Regions from separate parts of the Homo sapiens genome. Here region 1 is linked to region 2. The links are chromatin loops, found by intact Hi-C in ENCODE. Cell type or tissue: Caco-2. All regions are shown on one strand. Each heading gives the region's core, and the rest is flanking DNA. Links, peaks and the distances in the headings are about the cores only. Region 1 overlaps PDE7B (phosphodiesterase 7B). Region 2 overlaps AHI1-DT (AHI1 divergent transcript).

Evidence for each region. Peaks named below come from ENCODE experiments on the same cell type or tissue, not always from the same donor. Only the 100,000 strongest peaks of a DNase experiment are listed, where the experiment ranks them.
Region 1: it touches region 2 in a loop (16-fold over the local background); 2 of 110 quality-filtered maps call a loop at or near these places.

Annotation. Positions count from the first base shown.
Region 1 is chr6:135,936,989-135,940,988 of GRCh38, forward strand. All of the region lies in intron 1 of PDE7B (phosphodiesterase 7B), which reads left to right. Among named protein-coding and RNA genes, the nearest start is that of PDE7B, 87 kb to the left of the region's middle. In Caco-2, for the core only: a CTCF peak has its summit at 1,840 (motif pointing left); no DNase peak of the experiment used is centred there.
Region 2 is chr6:135,672,401-135,679,952 of GRCh38, forward strand. It overlaps AHI1-DT (AHI1 divergent transcript), which reads left to right. Exons shown (of 6, transcript NR_152842.1): 4 at 1-29. Among named protein-coding and RNA genes, the nearest start is that of LINC02524, 41 kb to the left of the region's middle. In Caco-2, for the core only: a CTCF peak has its summit at 3,687; no DNase peak of the experiment used is centred there.

The sequences.
Region 1 (4,000 bases), core at 1-4,000, 260 kb after region 2:
GAAGGGAGTCAGAGTGAGGAGGGCCTCTGGTGGCATTTTCCAACTTGGCTGATTGACACAACTAAAAGTGTTAGACATAATTGGGAGTATGTCATTAGACACTCACTAACAAGGTGGTACCCCACTTAGCAGAACCCTTTTTCCACCTAAGGGTCCTGTTCAGTGTGGTGAGGAGCGACATTGGTCAGCAAACGTGGCTGCTGCGTGTGGTACTCATGTTACAGAAACTTCCTAAACCCTTTTGGGATCTCTCTATTGCCTTGAACAGATGGCCTGTGAGCTGCGGGGCCTTCTTCCAGATCCACGGCCTGCAGCATCTAGGCTTGTGCCCAATCACTAAATGGAGTCCTGCAGGGCCCTTCCTGATCTGGCCCCTGCCAACTTCCCCAGCCTTGCGTCTCTCCACTCTCCAGTTCTCCTGGTTATCTGAATCCCATTCCCTTCTAGCCATTCTTCATTTCCTTCATTTCCTCAATTGCCTTTAGAGTTTTGCATCAACAGTTTCTCATTCTTAGAGCAAACACCCTCCCAGCTTATCTTGCACCTCCAACCTTCACTGAAGACTTGTTTAATACTAGTTTCTCTCTCCCCTACTTAATCAGAATACATTATTCAGAAAGTTTTCCACAACCCATCAGGATGTAGCCAGTTTGGCTGATCACCTAGAAGGGACCCCTTTTTCCCAAATCTAGGTTGGTTCTTCCCGCTTCCTCAATGCCAAGGATAAGGGCACATCAGACAGAGTCACTGCCTCCATCCTGCCCCAATGACCTCTGCTCTGTAGACCTCTGGTCCTGCAGGCTAACCTCTGAAGGACCAGGGCTCTCCATCATGGGAGGAGCAAAATCTTCCCCTCATAAAACCCCATGATTTACATGGTAGAACTGTGCTTTGTATCTTGTACACACTACCACCAAATGACCCTATTCTGCTTCTACCTTCTTCCTTCCGCAAAACCAGATACACAGCAGGCCCCATTATGGTTTTAGGGTATATAAGATGGTTTCTCATATATTACATTTCTGTAGAGGAGTGAGCATTGTTACTCCCTGTACTCTACAATGAGTTTTGAAAGGAAAAGTCAACTCTGACTAAGATCACACAGCTGTTGAGGAATAGGTTTGGGATTTGAACCCCGATATACTCAGTTCTTTCCATTATGTCCACCAATCTGTTTTCTTTTCTTTTTTGTTCTATATTGCCTCCTGTTTTCTCCAACACAAAGTGTCTATGGACTTCACCTTTTAAAAATGACTGTATATAAGTGAAATGTGTTTGGCTTTAGTTGTTTGCCTTCACAGCTATCTTTTTGAAAACAAAGTGTGGCTAGGTGTAAACCCTTGGGATTCTGAGACAATAAGTAAAAGATGAAATAGCATTGCAAACTTCTGACATTTTTGAACTGTGTATCAAGATTTGTGGCATATGTATTTGAGTCTGCTACAGGAAAATTCCCAGAGCACATACCACAATTATTCCCAAAGTACCTTGAACTGAGATGCCTAGTCAGTTCCTATAACTGGGTGCACCAGAGATCGCACTGTACTCCATGCCATAAGCCTTCACAGGTACAGGTTTTTCTAAAATGGAGCTTGTGCAGAGGCTATAGTCGTTTTGCACAATGAAAGAGGCTGTCTTCAATGTGCATTTCGATGTGTGCTATGGGAATCAGGACTAACCACGACCCATGGAGACAATGCTGCATGACTTGGAGAGTGCAACGTAAGACGCAATGACTCTGAGCCTGCACCACGCCATCTGACCTCAGGATCTCCCTGCAGGGATACGAGGAGATCTTAGCCATATAGCCTTTCTATTGCCCTCTACTGTCTAGGGATAAAATGACAGAAAACACAGTTCTGCATTTTGGAAGTTTGCTTAATAACTAAAAAAATAAAAATAAAAATTACTCTTGGGCTGAAAGCAGGTTTTCCAAGTTTTGGTTCATAATAAGTAGTTTTTAAACATTTAAAAATAGGGGTATGTAATAAAATGCTGAGAGACTCTCTGGAGACCGCTGCTGCTGGCACTGCTCTAATAGAAAGCATACGCCATTGAGCTAACATTCTGTTCTTTGACTGAAGAAGAAAACAAAGCTGTTAAAAGCTGGTAAGCTCATTTTCCAATAGCAATAGCATTAATATCTTTCAAGTCACTCCTAACCATACCTAATTAGAGGTTTATAAGGGATGGCTCTTCTGGAAGGGTCACCTCAGGTTACGTAGCCCACAGATTTGCTGTTGATTGTTGGCAACAATGGATTTGTGTAGATTTTCTGCTCAGCTCGAGGTGATTATCTTTTTTCTTTTTTTTCTTTTGCTGGTGTGTCTCTTATTTTGACTGGCTGAGGTTGGGCTGGACGATGAGGCCCTGATTTGAAAGCAGTGCCAGGTTGTTGCTGGAGATCTGCACTGACAGATTGTTGAAAACTTATTAGTCTCTGACGTTTTAACAGCCTGCAATGGGATAGAAATCTGCTCTTTCACTGGAAAAGCTTAAAAAGGAAAACATGAGCTCGAGCTGAAATCAGCCCCAGTTCCAAATCTGCCGTCCTCTGGCACCGGAGTGCTGAGGGCTGCCACAGTGTGTAGAGATTGAGGCCTGACTATGCCACCCACATGGTAGACAGGACTCTGCATAAAATGATGTGGCCCTGGGCCACTGTCACGTAGGAGACCCTGAAAATGTATCTTCTGGGAGCTGGGGTGTTCTCAACACTGGGTGCTAATGGCTTCAGCAGTAGGAGAAATCAGCCTCACTGAGGTTTCAGCTGGGTGGCTGGGGGGATTCTTTTGGTCATAGCCATTCTATAAGATAATTCAAGAAAAAGGACTAAGAAACACTTCAGCTTGGTATCCTCTTTGGGGTAACTTCTACCTCAAATGGGCAAAATGATGGCAGCCGGTATCACTGGTGAGAGACATCTGGAGCCAATTAAGAGCTCTAATACAGAGATAGCTATATTGTAATTATTTGATACAATGCTAGAGTAATTCATTAAGCATCCTGGTTCTTCGAAAGCAAACCAAGCCTCTCCAGTCCAGTCCATAAAGATTTTTTTTTAAATCACTATTGACCCCAATTTTTCTCCAATCCCCTCTGTGACGACCACTTTGATTAAGCTCTCTGCTTTCACCCCCAGCAGTTTTGCTCCCATCCTTGGCAGCTGCTTTCAAGATCTTAACCAAGGTTCTGGACTTTGCCCAGACAGCTACCTATGCCTAGAGGAGTCCTCTCTTTTACCAGATAACTCTTTCCTATGCTCCAGACTCAGGCCTGCGGTCATGTCTTTCAAAGCCTTCTCCAGTAACCCCAGTCAGGGGTGGGTACCCAGCATTGAAAGTGCCCATAGCCTTCTATGTTCTGACTTCAGAGTAGGCTACAAACTTCTTAAGGAAAAGACCTGGCCTGAATCTCATTTCATTTTGTATCCACACTCATGATACACTGTTAGCACAGAGTAGGCACTCAGTAATGTCTTGCTGACTGTTCACTTATTCATTCACTCACTTGATAGACATTAATGGAGATCCAAACTTCCAGGCACTGTCAGGGAGTTCAGTTTCTTAACAGGAGATATCTTTTTATGCTCTACAGACCTAAACTACTTTCTCTCCAGGCCTATCTTCTAGGGATCTGTCTTTGATTAGTACCATTCAGTTCTTGGTTGGGGAAAAGTGTGAGATGAGAAGTGACCCAGATGTTTGGAAATGTCATCTCAATGTCAGGTTTCGCCCTTCATCAGCCCATTGCAGCTGCACATCATGCAGCTGCATCTATGGCAGTGCTTACTGGTGTATATGCAGAAATGTCCTGGAAAAATAATCTCTTCTCATGCTACCCCAGAAAACTTCAGAATAGCCCACAGAATTACGGTAAGGAATTATTCATTCATTCATTTAATTAACATTGGGAGCGCCCATTATGCATTAGTCATTGTCCTAGACATTTAGGGATTCAGTGGTAAGCAAATAAAATAGATGCAATCCCAATAGATATA
Region 2 (7,552 bases), core at 1,999-5,998:
GGCTGTCTTGAAGAAGAGGAGACAACTCAGTAAGTATGTTAGTCAGCATAAGCTAGGTTATGATGCAGTAACAAACAATGCTTACATTTCAGTGGCTTAGCACAACAGGAGGGTATCTCTCACTCTTTCTGGATGCCCTACAGAAGACAGCGGGAGGTGGGGTGGGTCTGTTCCACAGTGTCACTCATGGACCAGACTCTGCCATCTTTTGACTGCACTATCTCCAACACACGACCTTTTTAGTCACCACATCAGGGGAGAGACAACTGCAAGGGTTTGCAGTGGCTCCTTTATGCTTCACAATGGAAGTAACACATGCCATTTCTTTTTGTAGTCACAGCCAATTCCGTAGCTTTGCCTAACCACAGGAGGCTGGAAGACGGGGTGGGGGGGAAGCAGATGGGTGCTTGCTGAGCACTGCAGTCTCTGCCATGGTAATTTCAGGTAGCTAGATGGAAGCCACAGGAGGCAGGAGAGGAGACCATCAGCTTTGAGTGGTTTTAAGATGGCAGAAACATCAGGCCACAGAGACTGAGGCAATTTGGTGGGGGTGAGAGAGGAGTGGCATAGGGTGATTGCTGGGTACTCACTGGTGGCAGCATACTCAGTGAGCAAAACTGGCAGAGAGTAGGTGTAGGGTAGAGATAAGGCTCATCTTGACCAGCACTGCTATCTGCGAAGCCTAATTAAACATGTCCACGGCCGGTCGCGGTGGCTTCATGCCTGTAATCCCAGCACTTTAGGAGGCCAAGGCAGGCGGATCATGAGGTCAGGAGATCTAGACTATCCTGGCTAACACAGTAAAACCCCGTCTGTATTAAAATTAAAAAATTAGCCAGGCGTGGTGGCATATGCATGTAGTCCCAGCTACTTGGGAGGCTGAGGCAGGAGAATCACTTGAACCCAGGAGGCGGAGGTTGCAGTGAGCTGAGATCATGCCGCTGCACTCCAGCCTGGGCGACAGAGCGAGGCTCTGTCTCGAAAACAAAACAAACCAAAACAAAACCACAACAACAGCAACAACAAAAACCCCAAAAACATGTCCACTAGGAACTGCAAGTCAGGAGTGCAAAATAGAGTCAGGCCTAGCTATTGATATTTGGACATCATCACCCAGTTATAGGCAGAGGTTGAAAACATGTAGGTGAATGAGTCTCCCAAAGGAGAGAATGTATAATAAGATTAGGTGAGAGTTTAAAAAGTTGAATTGCTCGTGCAGTCTGGATCCAGAGTCATCGCACCCAGATGGATTCAAGAAATGGAGGGTCAGAAGGTCAGCTTCCACAAGTCTATAATTAACTGGGTTTTGATGTATGCTTGCAGAGGCTAGAGACACACTGAGAGATTTATCGAGTGCAATATTTGTTTGACATCCAAAGAAATAAGACAAGCCTTCTTATGAACTCTTGGCAGAGATTTACTTTAGATAGCGAAGAACAGCTTGACACTACAGATTATTAGACACCACAAGAGTTTATTAAATAAAATGGGTGGAAGCATTGATTCTACATCTTAAATATATCTCTTTGGTCCAGGGGTTGTCAAACTGTGTTTCTTAGGGGGGTCTCAGGGGCTGCTGCAGGATGCCAGGAGCTGGTGCAGAGCAGAGTGACTCACGTCTTCCACCTCTCCCTCCATCAGCTCTGCGGTTACTGGTTTTATATTGTAATGTTTCACATAAGATTTCATTGGAGAAAAAATTCTGCACCACAAAAACAAAAAGTTTCCTTTCCATCTCCAATGTTAAAAAGCCTTAGGCTGAGGCTTTCATCATTTCCTGCTTGGATCGTTGTATTTTTCTTCCCTGGGGGTCTGTCTCGCTGCCTCTGATCTCGTCCCTTTGTCATCCACCCTCCGCATGGTTCCCAAAGTGATCATTCTCGAACACAAATCCAAATCTGATGTTGGCTTCTGGGGCATTTTTGACTTCCTATCACCAATTGTAGAAAGTTATACTCTAAAGAATGGCCCCAAGAAAGCATTTCATGATTTGGCCTTCCCTTACCTTTCTCCAGCCCCCTTTTCAGGATGTCCCCTTTTGTTCCTTGTGCCTCAGCCATAAACAACAACTCATGCCTGCAGTGCGCTGAAGGTATAGAAGGCCTTTGGTTTAGTGAATCCAACTTCTCAGCTGCAGCTTCAGCATAATGACATCTTAGAAGACTCCCCAGCTTCCAGTAGTTTAGTTAGAAGTCCTCCTCTGGGGCTCCTGTCATGAAGAATGTGTACCCCTCTGACAGCACATTGCCCGCAGTCTTGTGTTAATTGATATTTAGTTTATCTCCCTACTGGATAATCAGCAATTGCCTTCAGGAAACGGACTGGCTCATCAGCTCTATCTCCTCAGACTTTGGCTCTGCACTTGACCCTCTACCATGTTGTTAAACAAGAAATGAGTGTCCTCCTTTCTGGAAATCATTAAAATAATGGTTTTTTATCTGCTTTATTCATTTGAAAAGCTTTGGTCTATGAATATAGACTATACGGCTCCTTAAGATTTTTGTCTATATTATTTTTGATTTTTTTGTTTTTTAACACCTTTAGAATTTCACAGCCTTTATAAATATAATACTTAAAAGTAACATTTCAGAGTATTTGGAAATACTTTTTGACTATTTAAAACAAAATATGAAACATGAAGTATAGTAAAGATATAAAACGATAATTTAGATAAAAATTCTTTCTTTCATGGAAAACACCACTGCATTATTCCTGTTTCAAATGTCCTACAGCATTACATTTTTTTTTTTTTGCAGCAACTCCACTACACATTTGTTCATGGTGTTCACTTCCTACAAGATACAGTCAAAACTCCTTAGCCTGATTTCCAGAGCCTCTGTAATCTGACCCAACTGACTTTCTCAACCACATTACACACTAATCTTTCACAGATTTTTTTTTGCTTTATTTAAACCTTTTCCCCTCATATTTCTATTTATTCTTCTTAGCCTTTGGTGAATGCTTTCTATCAGAGGATTTGTACCTTCGGATTTTTGGAAAAGTCTGTACCATTATATCTTAGCATATTGCTTATTTGCTGTTTGTTTATTTATGTCTTTGGAATTTCTCTGAGGCAGATACTAGAGCATTTATGATTCCTAACTTCTGTTTTATATCCTCCATTCCTTTATTTTTGTCCTCCATGTCACAGAGATGTTCTGTTCCATCTTCTAACTCATCTTCAAGCATGATTTGTCTTGTATAATCCATTTGCTTAGATTTCTAAAGAGATTTAATGACTGTACTTACACTTGACTTTTAAGAGCCTGTTTCATAACTTGCTGTTTTTATTTTACAGATGCCATTTCTTCCTTTATATTTTAAATACTGTAAACATACTTATTGTCAGCTCTCTTTCATGTTGTTCTATTCTTGTTGGTTCCTCATGTCCTGTAAGCTGTCTTTCATGATGCTAAGTGTCCTATTTTTTAAAATTCTGTTTTATTTTGCTTACGAGTTTACTTCAGAAGGAAGTATCTTTTCTAGAGATCCGGATAACCACCTGGGGTGGTTTCCACTGGTGTTCCTGTCAGCACCTTCAAGACACACTGATTCTGAATTATTTTTTGTGTTAGTTTTTCAGCCTGGAATTCTGAGTCTATTCCTACTCCCACCTGTTGTTCAGTCTTGGGGTTCTTATATCTCTAGAAGACTCCTATTTTACCCACATGGTGGGGCTATTGGCTCATTTCCAGCAGTTATCTTGGGTATGCAGGCAGAGATGATCTGGTTCCTTCAAGGTTAGTGCAGTGCTTTCTAGGGTTCTGATTCTGCACAGGAAGCCCAGTTCTTATTCCTTCTATAAACATATTTTCCTGGCCAGCTTCTGGCCTTGAATAGCCATGAAAATCCCAGACTTTGAGACCTGTAATCTCCCTTAGTTCCAGATACATTGTCATGTTGGCTCTATGTTCTAGCATTTGGAGATTTCCTTTCTTGCTTTTGTGTTCTGCTATATATTTAATATGTAAAAAAATGCTTTTAATCCCTATATCTAAATGTCTGGAAATGTTGTGTTCAATTCCATCTTATCCTGTTATTTCTTGACTGTCTGAATATGTAGTTCTTATTTCTCTCGTTCTCTCCATTTTGAATAATCTCCCAAATGCTCTCTGCCTTTTGCAAATTCACTCATTCTTCCAGGACTTGAGGAGTCACTGAAGGTAATGCTTTTTTCCTCCAGGGACCAAATTAACCCCTAGGAAGGGTCTTCTATGAACTCCTTTGACATCCATTTGACACTTAATCATTTTCTGTTATAATTATTATATGGCTATTATTTGTTTTCTTGTGAAATTATAAAATCTTTGAAATTTGGGGCCATTTCTTAAGCTTCTTGAATTTCTTCACCTGGTCTCACAACAAATTCTTCCTAATGGAAGAAAAACAGAAAAGAAAGACACACTAGGATAGAGTAATTTAAAATGTTTTAGACTTTATTTACGAGGGTCCAAGCACCTAGGAAAACAGGATTTGTTTAAATTTTGCTTACTCATTTTATTCAGGATTCATGAATTTATAAGGCCAGAGAGATTTCATATAAGATCCTAGATTACTAAAGGAAAACTGAAAGATTTTATGTCAAGCAATATAAAATTAATATGACAGATGCAACCTTAGAAAATGTGTTTCCTGAGATTCCTAAATTAGCTACTTTTGTGGGTGTCTGCTTAGTATTTGGTCCTGAGTAAATGAATAAACAAACAGCTACTTCTGAGAGCTACTTTCACAGGGAAATGTTTCTGAGTTCCAGTTCATGGGAGTTTAGGAAGGTATGGGATGCAAATTACATTTCAACACTGAACCAGCCAATCAATCCTTGAACACTTTTGAAGTCTTTAGCTTTGCCTGTGAACATGGGAACACCCAAGGGCACCTTCAAATTAAAAATAAACATACATTCTAAGGAGTCCTAGATGTGTAATTTGGTAGAAATTTAAGGGGTGTCTTTTTATAGTAACGGAGTCTATAAAGAAAATACAATTCAGGTGAGGTTACATCCTTTCCAGTCATAAAAGTGTATGTGAATGACATTTAACTCGAAATTCAAGTACTTTGGGCATATCATTCCCGCTCCCTGCCCCAATCCCATAATTTCTTGGTAGAAACTCATAGTGCATTTTTTTTTCAGTTCCAGCCAGATTTTTATATCTATTGGATGGATATTACATTAATAAAAAAATAGCTAACACTTATTGTATGATTGTCTAATGCCAAGCTATGTTCGTATAATTATCTAATATGTTGGTATGATTTGACTCTGTGGCTCCACCCAAATCTCACCTTTAATTGTAATCCCTTATGTTATGGGAGGAACCTGGTGGGAGGTGATTGGATTATGGGAGCGGTTTCCCCATGCTGTTCTTGTGATAGTCAGGGAGTTCTTACCAGATCTGATGGTTTTAGAAGTGGCAATTTCCCCTATGCACTCTCTCTCTCTCCTGCCACCATGTAAGACATGCCTTGCTTCTCCCTCCCCTTCTGCCATGATTGTAAGTTTCCTGAGGCCTCCCCAGCCATGTTGAACTGTGAGTCAATTAAACCTCTTTCCTTCATGAATTACCCAGTCTCAGGTATTCTTTATAACTGTGAAAATGGGCTAATACCCAGATAACCCTATGGTGTTGCTGCTGTTATTATTCTTCCCTTGCAGATGGGGAAAACTGAGATGAAGAGTTAATTAATTTACCAAAGTCAAAAGAGTAGTCTTAAACTACTGTGAAATTTCTGTAGGCCTCCTTTTTTTTCCTTCAAAACCTTTAATATGCTAATACACATTTTTGTATTTTTTTTTTAATTATACTTTAAGTTCTGGGATACATGTGCAGAACATGCAGGTTTGTTACATAGGCATACACGTGTGATTGTGGTTTGCTGCACCCATCAACCTGTCATCTACATAAGATATTTCTCTTAATGCTATCCTTCCCTTAGCCCCACACCCCACTGACAGGCCCCGGTGTGTGATGTTCCACTCCCAGTGTCCATGTGTTCTCATTGTTCAACTCCCAGTTATGAGTGAGAATATGCAATGTTTGGTTTTCTGTTCCTGTGTTAGTTTGCTGAGAATGATGGTTTCCAGCTTCATCCATGTCCCTGCAAAGGACATGAACTCATTCTTTTTTATGGCTGCATAGTATTCCATGATGTATATGTGCCACATTTTCTTTATCCAATCTATTGTTGATGGGCATTTGGGTTGGTTCCAAGTCTTTGCTATTGTTAACAGTGCCACAGTAAACATACGTGTGCATGTGTCTTTATAGCAGAATGATTTATAATCCTTTGGGTATATACCCAGTGATGGGATTGCTGGGTCAAATGGTATTTCTAGTTCTAGATCCTTGAGGAATTGCCACACTGTCTTCCACAATGGTTGAACTAATTTACACTCCCACCAACAGTGTAAAAGCATTCCTATTTCTCCGCATCCTCTCCAGCATCTTTTGTTTCCTGACTTTTTAATGATCGCCATTCTAACGGGCATGAGATGGTATCTCATTGTGGTTTTTATTTGCATTTCTCTAATGACCAGTGATGATGAGCTTTTTGTCATATGTTTGTTGGCTGCATAAATGTCTTCTTTTGAGAAGTGTCTGTTCATATCCTTTGCCCACTTTTTGATGAAGTTGTTTTTTTCCTTGTAACATTTTTTAAGTTATTTGTAGATTCTGGATATTAGCCCTTTGTCAGATGGATAGATTGCAAAAATTTTCTCCCATTCTGTAGGTTGCCTGTTCACTCTGGTGATAGTTTCTTTTGCTGTGCAGAAGCTCTTTAGTTTAATTAGATACCATTTGTCAATTTTGGCTTTTGTTGTCTTTAGGCCTCCTTTCTATTCATGTTTCTACTTTAGAAGACATATATATATATCTACATATATATATATTTTATATATCTATATATGCCTTCTAAATATATATGTCTACAAATATGTATGTCTTCTATATTTTATATATCTATATATGCCTTCTAAATATATATGTCTACAAATATGTATGTCTTCTAAAGTAGAAACATGAATATATGTATCTAGAAACATATATGTCTTCAGAAGACAAATATATATGTATATGTCTTCTAAAGTGTGTGTATGTGTGTATGTTTATATATGCGTGTATATATATATGTGTATATGTATTTGTCCAGAGTTCTCCTGGGGAATCTATATTTTATTGAGATGAGAAGGAAACGTGGTAGTGTTGGTTAACTTATCACCACCTGGTTGCTGTCTAAACTCAACCACTTCCTATTGTGTCATGGTTTGATTATAAATTTCCTCTAAGCCTCTTTTTCTGGACACTCGCTTATCACCGCTAATCCTACATACAAAAGGTTGAATACTGGCCACTCTGAAAGTTGACAATCTAATATGGATTAAATGTAAAAATAAAGCTAGTGACTCCAAAACCCACCACTAGCTGGTTCATCACAGTTGTATATTTTTACACTTTCTCAGTCCACCCTCTAACCCAACTCATCTTCTTGTAAGCCTAGCACCTATTGTTGGCTATCTAGTGGCACACTGCAAAGGATCTTATGTGCCTGGAGC